2 separate regions of the Homo sapiens genome follow, and region 1 is linked to region 2. Evidence: chromatin contacts called from ENCODE Hi-C or POLR2A ChIA-PET data. All regions are on one chromosome and are shown on one strand. Each heading gives the region's core, a stretch centred on a gene start or an enhancer-like site at or near the end of the contact. The rest is flanking DNA. Distances are from core to core; before and after follow the strand shown.

Region 1 (3,554 bases), core at 512-3,011, 70 kb after region 2:
GTTTTGTCCTTGAAATTGTAGATAGGGGAATTGATTTTGGAGATTGGTGTGATGTTTCTTTGTAAGTGAGGAAGGATTTTTCTATTTTTAAGCATGGGCAACTGTTAAAGGATAAAATTTTTCTTTGTAAGTGAGGAAGGATTTTTCTATTTTTAAGCATGGGCAACTGTTAAAGTAAAGGATAAAATTTTTCTTTATGATGCACCTAAAGATGGCACAAGAAAGATACTTAGCCTTTGCAGTGTATTTTGCCATTAAAAAAATTTTAAGACATTTAAAATGTGAAATATAGCACAGATATAGAAAAGTACATAAAACATAAAAACTTAGTGAATTATTCTGAAATGAGTTTTTTATTTTCTTTATACTAGAAACAATTTTCAGTCTGTTGGAGCTTGAGAAATAAATAATGGTTATCCCTTTGACATCAAGGGAGTTCTTCAGCCTATTTAAATTTAGGAGAGGATGCCTTATCCTGAAAATAGCAGTTTTATAGTCAAACATTAGTTAAAAAAATACATCATTTTCAGAAACACCTATAACATTACTGGGATTGCAACACAGTGAGGGTGCCATCTTTAAGTTATAGGTGAGATCCATTTTATGCTCTTCTTCACATGACAGGAGTTTATGTATTTGAGACATGGCAGCATTAGGCAAAGCCTGATCTATGCAAAAGAATTTTATATGTTTGTTAATATTTTTTACTTTATTCTTTTAAGGAAAGATACATGGGCTACCTGAAATGTAGGTTGAGATTTTGTAAAACCACATGCAAATAGACTTGAATGTCTGAGTTAAGTAATTTCAACTTTTTTTCTTTCGCCCCACTTCGTCTCACTCTTCCTTCCGTCTCACTCTGTTGCCCAGGCTGGAGTGCAGTGGCATGATCACAGCTCATAGCAGCCTCAACCTCCTGGGCTCAGGTGATTCTCCCATCTTAGCCTTCCAGGTAGATGGGACTACAGGTGTGTGCCATGTAGTCCCATGCACAGCTAATTTTTTTTTTTTTTTTTTGAAGAGAGGGGGTTTTGCCATGTTGTCCAGGATGGTCTTGAACTCATGTGCTCAAGTGATCCCCCCACCTCAGCCTCCCAAAGTGCTGGGATTATAGGCATGAGCCACTATACCTGGCTAGTTTTCTTAATTTAAAGAGTTGTAGGATATGTAGATATATATGGCATTTTATCTATGTATTGGTAAAATATTTTGATTTCATATAAAGGTATCACTTGCGGAGGCTGTTTGTGATATTTCTTAGAGTAAGTGCTGAAAGACTATATTGAAGATTGCAAGGTTCAAGTTTTCCTGTCAAGCATGATTTAAATCAAATTTTTAATATCCAATATAATTGTCCTACTAGCAGATTCTTTTTTTTTGGAAATGGAGTCTTGCTCTGTCATCCAGGCCGGAGTGCAGTGGCATCATCTTGGCTTACTGCAACTTCCGTCTCTCAGTTTCAAGCAATTCTCCTGCCTCAGGCTCCTGAGTAGCTGGGATTACAGGCAGCCATCACGCCCAGCTAATTTTTGTATTTTTAGTAGAGACAGGGTTTCGCCATGTTGGCCAGGCTGGTCTCGAACTCCTGACCTCAAGTGATTCACCTCCCAAAGTGCTAGTGGGATTATAGGCGGGAGCCACTGTGCCCGGCCTCCTTCTTACAAATTCTGTGGGATTTGTTACTCATTTCTTCATTTAACCATAAGTGATTATTTATTGAGAGGCTAATATGTGCCAGGAGCTAAAGAGCTAGAAATAATATGAGACTAGGGAGAGATGAGTACACAGTGAGCTTTAATACAGTGTGCTCCAGTGTTGTCACAGGTATGTCCTGGGTGCTTGAGACACACCGAGGAGTATCAGGGAAGGTTTCCAGGAATCTAGAATAATAAAATTTGGTCAGGCAATATGGAGCTGAAGACATCTTAGGAAGAGGGAATAATCTGTTTAAAGTAGGAGGCAGGAGAGAATGTGAGATATGCTGGCAAGTACCTGTGATTCAGCATGACTGGACTAAGGATCCTGTGTGTTGAATGACACATTTAGAGAGGAAGGAAAGTAGGGGCCCAATCATGAATTCATTCTCATAATTCAATTTTTAAATTAGTCTTGCTTTGTTGCCTGTGCTGGTCTCGAACTCCTGACCTCAAGTAGTTCTTCCACCTTGGCCTCCCAAAGTGCTAGGATTATAGGTGTGAGCTGCCATGCCCTGTCTCATAATTCATTTTATTTTTTATTTTACTTTTTGAGACATAGTCTCACTCTTGCCCAGGCTGGAGAGCAGTGGTGCAATTAACAGCACACTGCAGCCTCAGCCTCCTGGGCTCAAGTGATCCTCCTGCCTTAGCCTCCCTAGTAGCTAGGACCACAGGTGCATGCCACAACTCTTGGCTAATTTTTTTTTTTTTTCTTGATAGATGAGGTCTCACTATGTAGCCCAGGCTGGTCTTGGGCTCCTGGGCTCAAGCAGTCCTCCTGCCTTGGCCTCCCAAAGTGCTGGGATTATAGACATGAGCCACCACTCTTAGCCTTGTAATTCATTTTAGATATAATCATTTCATCAAGAATTTTTTTTTTTTTTTTTTGGAGATGGAGTCTTGCCCTGTCGCCCAGGCTGGAGTGCAGTGGTGCGATCTCGGCTCACTGCAACCTCCGCCTCCCGAGTTCAAGCGATTCTCCTGCCCCAGCCTCCCAAGTAGCTGGGATTACAGGGGCGTGCCTCCATGCCCAGCTAATGTTTGCATTTTTAACAGAGACGGGTTTTCACCATGTTGGTCAGGCTGGTCTTGAACTTCTGACCCCATGATCTGCCCGCCTTGGCCTCCCAAAGTGCTGGGATTGCAGGCATGAGCCAGCGCGCCTGGCCTTCATCAAGAAATTTTTGTATCTACCTTAATGCATTTTCTCTAATGGCTTAGAAATTTAGAATTTTATATCTTGGCAGTTGATGCTATAGGATGGGAGTGCTGGTGAGATGCAGTCAGTCTCTTTGAAAAGATTGCTGCTCTGGGCATTATGTCTCAGATGCCTTACCATTTCCAGCTGTCTGGTAAGGGTGAGATCCCAGAGTTTTATTTTTCTAGTTTCATGCTCTTTTATTAGTATTGTATTAATTGGGTGATTTGGTTTCAGTTCTGAGATTCTTGACAAAAATCTGTGTTGAAGAAACTAGGGACGTGTACAGGTTTATTATGTTTCTAATTCTGTGACAGAGGGCTGATGTTTCATAAACCCACCTCAATTTTAAATGCTAACTTCTGGGCCGGGCACGGTGGCTCATGCCTGTAATCCCAGCACTTTGGGAGGCCGAGGCGGGTGGATCATGAGGTCAGGAGTTTGAGACTAGCCTGACCAACATGGTGAAACCCCATCTCTACTAAAAATACAAAAATTAGCCGGGCATGATGGTGTGTGCCTGTAATCCCAGCTACTCAGGAGGCTGAAGCAGGAGAATTGCTTGAACCTGGGAGGCAGAAGTTGCAGTGAGCTGAGATCATGCCACTACACTCCAGCCTGGGTGACAGAATGAGACTCCATCTCTAAACAAATACATA
Region 2 (3,884 bases), core at 661-3,160:
GCCGGGCATGGTGGTGCGCGCCTGCAGTCCCAGCTACTTGGGAGGCTGAGGCAGGGGAATCCCTTGAATTCAGGAGGCGGAGGTTGCAGTGAGCCGAGATTGTGCCACTGTACTACAGCCTGACGACAGAGCAAGACTCCGTCTCAAAAAAAGAAAAAAAAAATTAGGCGTGTGTGGTGGCGGGTGCCTGTAATCCCAGCTACTCTGGAGGTTGAGGCAAGAGAACTGCTTGAACCTGGGAGGTGGAGGTTGCCATGAGCTGAGATGGTGCCACTGCACTCCAGCCTGGGCAACAGAATGAGACTGTCTCAAAAAAAAATTTTTTTTTCCTCTTAAGTTTCTGTTTTGTAAATTTTTATATTTTTTAATTCTTCTGGATTTTTTTTTTTTTTCCTAGACAGGGTCTTGCTCTATTTCCCGGGCTGGAGTGCAGTGGTGCTACCGTGCTATCTCGACTCACACCAGCCTCGACTTCCCTCGACTTCCTGGGTTCATATTATCCTCCCACCTCAGTCTCCCAAGTAGCTGGGACAACAGATGCACATCACCACACTCACGTCATTTTTGTCAGTCTCGCCATATTGCCCAGGCTAGGTGTGAACTCCTGGGCTCAAGTGATCTGCCCACCTCGGCCTCCCAAAGTGTTGGTATTACAGCCTCTTCTGGAATTTATTTTTCAATGTTCTTGCTTTAAATCGAAAGTCAATTAAAACCAGGATCATTGGCCGGGCACGGTGGCTCATGTCTGTAATCCCAGCCCTTTGGGAGGCCGAGGCGGGCTGATCACCTGAGGTCGGGAGTTCGAGACCAGCCTGACCAACGTGGAGAAACCCCGTCTCTACTAAAAATACAAAATTAGCCAGGCGTGGTGGCGCATGCCTGTAATCCTCAGGAAGGCTGAGGCAGGAGAATCGCTTGACCGGGGGACGCAGAGTTGCGGTGAGCCAAGATCGCGCCATTGCACTCCAGCCTGGGCAACAGTAGCGAAACTCTCATTCAAAATAAGTAAATAAATAAAAAATAAAAAAACTAGGATCATTTCTCAAATAAACTATTGGTTTGTCACTTAATTGATTTGTCACGTTTGCTTTTTATTATGTTGTACTTCTAGATTTTATCCCTGACTACTCAACTATTTGTCCAGGGTAATATAGGAGCATTACGTTAGAATATACTAGCTTTGGAGTGAGTTAAAATGTTGGTTTTCAGTAAGTAAAATTTAAGTGTCCCACTAGAAAGAGGACTGTGATTTTTCGCGGTTGGGGTCAAAGGTAACAGGAAACAAGGTAGGCAAAAAGGGGTAAAGTTTAAGGCTCTGCAGACAAATGTTAGGTGTTGTTACTGCAAAATTGAACAAAGAACAAGAATCTTGGGCTTGAAAGCCTGGACTTTTCCCTAGAAACAACCATTCACAGTGTAGGGACTGAAGGGCCAGCTGTGAGGCAGCCGAGCTAGCGCCCTATCCTCACAAAGGGAGTGAAAGACGGAGACGGGTATCGGGAAAAAAATAAGTGCTGCGTCCAAGAATTTAGGAGTCAGTCCATGTCGCAGAACAGGGAGAAGGGCTGGGAAGAAAAGGCCAGCAAGGAACCTAGGAAGAGCGGAATCTCTCGGGAGGAGGTTATGGAGGCCGCAGCGGGTGATGGGTCTCTCCTGAAGGCGACTTGCCGGGGATTCCCTATTCCGCAGTCCTCTGGGAGTCGCAAAGAGAGTTAGGAAAGGCCGTGCAGCAGCGTCGCAGCCGGGCTGGCAACGGTAGAGGAATCGGCAGTGAGGCCTCTCCCCACACCCTGCCAGCCCAACTGCCGCCGCCGCCGCCGCCGCCACCGCGGGGCCCGGGATTGGCCCGAGGGCGGCGCAGGGCGGGGCGGGGGCTGCTGGGATGCAGGCCTGAGAGGCTGGCGCGCGCGCACACGGGCGCGGGTTCGGCGGCGGCGCGCGCGTGCTCTGTCGGCCTGTGCGGCGCTGCGGCGGAGCGGGCCATGGCAGTGGGGAGGGGGCGAGTGTAGTGCTGCGCGGGGCAGGCGGGAGGTGATCGAGAGAGGCAGGGATGGGGGCGCCGGAGTGGAGCGGTTGCGGCGGCCTGGGCTGCTGACTGCGCACTTGGAATAGTAGCAGGCGGCGGCGGCGGAACGCCAGGCAGGTGAGTGCGGCGGCCGGGACCCGGATGCGGCGCGGCTGAGGGGCGGCTGGGTCGCGGCGCCGGCTGCGGTGCCCCCGGGCGTGCTGGCGGTGCGTTCTAGCTTGCCGCTACCTGCGGCGCTGGCGACTCTTGTGGTTGCACCGCGCTTCCTGCCAGCTTGGAGGATAACCGCCTACCGGCCGGTGGGGGCGTCTGGCTTGGTTGCGGCCCGCCCTGGGCTCTCCAAGGTGAGTGGCGCCCCCCGGCCCCTGGGCGGCAGAGACGCTGCCGGGCGTCCCGGGTCACTGTCGCTTTGGGTCCCGTTCCTGAGGGGCGTTTCTGTGGAGAGACGGCGTACTCGCGCCCCGCGTCTATGCGGACACCTCCGGAACTTCCCGACCCTCAGGTGCCTTTTTGCGCAGAAGTGTATTTCAGAGGCGTGGACCCAGGGTTATTAGGTTATGGACATGTTTTCGAATCCCAACGCCGCTGCTGACCAGTCCTGGGGCCTTGGGCCAAAATATCCTGATGTGTTAAATGGAAATAATAATACATACACCATAAGGTTGTTGTGAGGTTAGGCATAACTGAACAAGTGCTAAGTAAATGATACCCCTGCTGCAGCATCTCGTGTTAGCTATTGCTAATTCCTGGCTGCTGGCGTGCGTTTGGGGGCACATTTATTTCCGATCTGCTCTGGTGTTGCAGTAACCGATACTGGAGTTGCTTAATATTGGAGCCTGTTAACCTCGCAGTGGCCAAAATAGAATCCTATAGTCCCTTACTAGAATCCTGCAGTCTCTTCCCGCAGGGCTGAATTGGAACCCTGTCTCAGGTACTGAGTGGGAATTACTGCTGAAATGAAACCGAGCAAATTCGGGATTCGCTTAGGATGAAAGATGGTGGGACGTAAACTTGAAGTGCTTTGCTGTTTCATCTCAAGTGACACTTGAACTCTGCCACTTGTTACAGAGTTATAAACACACGAAGAGTATGGAAACAGACTCTTTTTTCTGCATTGCTACATCCAAAGGGAGTGACAAGTGCTTTTGTAAACATCATTGTGGGCAGTGTGACTGTCTGGTGAAGTCATGATAATTAAATGAGTACTTATTTTGAAGCACTGAATGGAAGTTTGGAGATATGATTCGTAATAAAATTGTCTCCAACGAGTCAGAGGTCTCAGCAGTTCATTAATCATTTGGGGATTTTTATGCTACATTGTAAGATTTTATGGTAAAAGCAGAACTGTTTAAGTCATAATAATGTAGCACAGGAAAGGGTGGTCAGATAAGGATCTTAACCCAGTTTCAGAATGCAGGTATGGAAGAAAGTAAAGTCTTTTTTCTGACCAGGTGCGTTGGCTCACGCCTGTAATCCCAGCACTTTGGGAGGCCGAGGCGGGCGGATCAATTGATTCCAGGAGTTCGACACCAGCCCAAGCAACATGGTGAAACCCCGTCTCTACCAAAAACACAAAAATTAGCAGGGCGTGGTGGCGGGCGCTTGTAATCCCAGCTACTTGGGAGGCTGAGGCAGGAGAATCCCTTGAACCCGGGAGGCGGAGGTTGCAGTGAGCCGAGATGGCACCACTGGACTCCAGCCTGGGCAACAGAGGGATACCCTGTCTCAAAAAGAAAAAAAAAAAATCTTTTTGAGACCGAATCTTGCTTCTTTTTTAAAAAAAAATTATTGTTGTTTTTTGAGGCAGGGTCTCGGTCTGTCGCCCAGGCTGGAGTGCAATGTCGCCATCTTGGCTCAC

The links. A loop is a pair of places that touch in the nucleus more often than their neighbours do. ChIA-PET counts read pairs that join two places held with the same protein, here RNA polymerase II (POLR2A). Pooled maps may share reads with other maps.
Region 1: a loop to region 2 is called in a map of naive thymus-derived CD4-positive, alpha-beta T cell, with 2.4 times the contacts of the local background. The contact joins the enhancer-like site here to the promoter of PIK3CB in region 2. A Hi-C loop is called at or near these places in 28 of 168 maps with a recorded cell type or tissue (A673, CD14-positive monocyte, CD4-positive, alpha-beta T cell and 20 more) and 21 of 50 pooled maps. POLR2A ChIA-PET finds 5 or more read pairs at or near these places in 10 of 52 experiments (GM10248, GM12878, HEK293 and 7 more).

What each region holds. Positions count from the first base shown.
Region 1 is chr3:138,763,143-138,766,696 of GRCh38, reverse strand. All of the region lies in intron 2 of PIK3CB (phosphatidylinositol-4,5-bisphosphate 3-kinase catalytic subunit beta), which reads left to right. Among named protein-coding and RNA genes, the nearest start is that of PIK3CB, 70 kb to the left of the region's middle. Within about 2 kb of position 1,761, at least 2 of the 41 ENCODE cell types and tissues checked have a DNase peak (open chromatin) inside an H3K27ac peak, as active enhancers do; they include mammary epithelial cell, where a contact is called at or near this core.
Region 2 is chr3:138,832,954-138,836,837 of GRCh38, reverse strand. PIK3CB (phosphatidylinositol-4,5-bisphosphate 3-kinase catalytic subunit beta) reads left to right here and starts at 1,910. Exons shown (of 24, transcript NM_006219.3): 1 at 1,910-2,143. RefSeq lists a silencer at 1,674-2,413.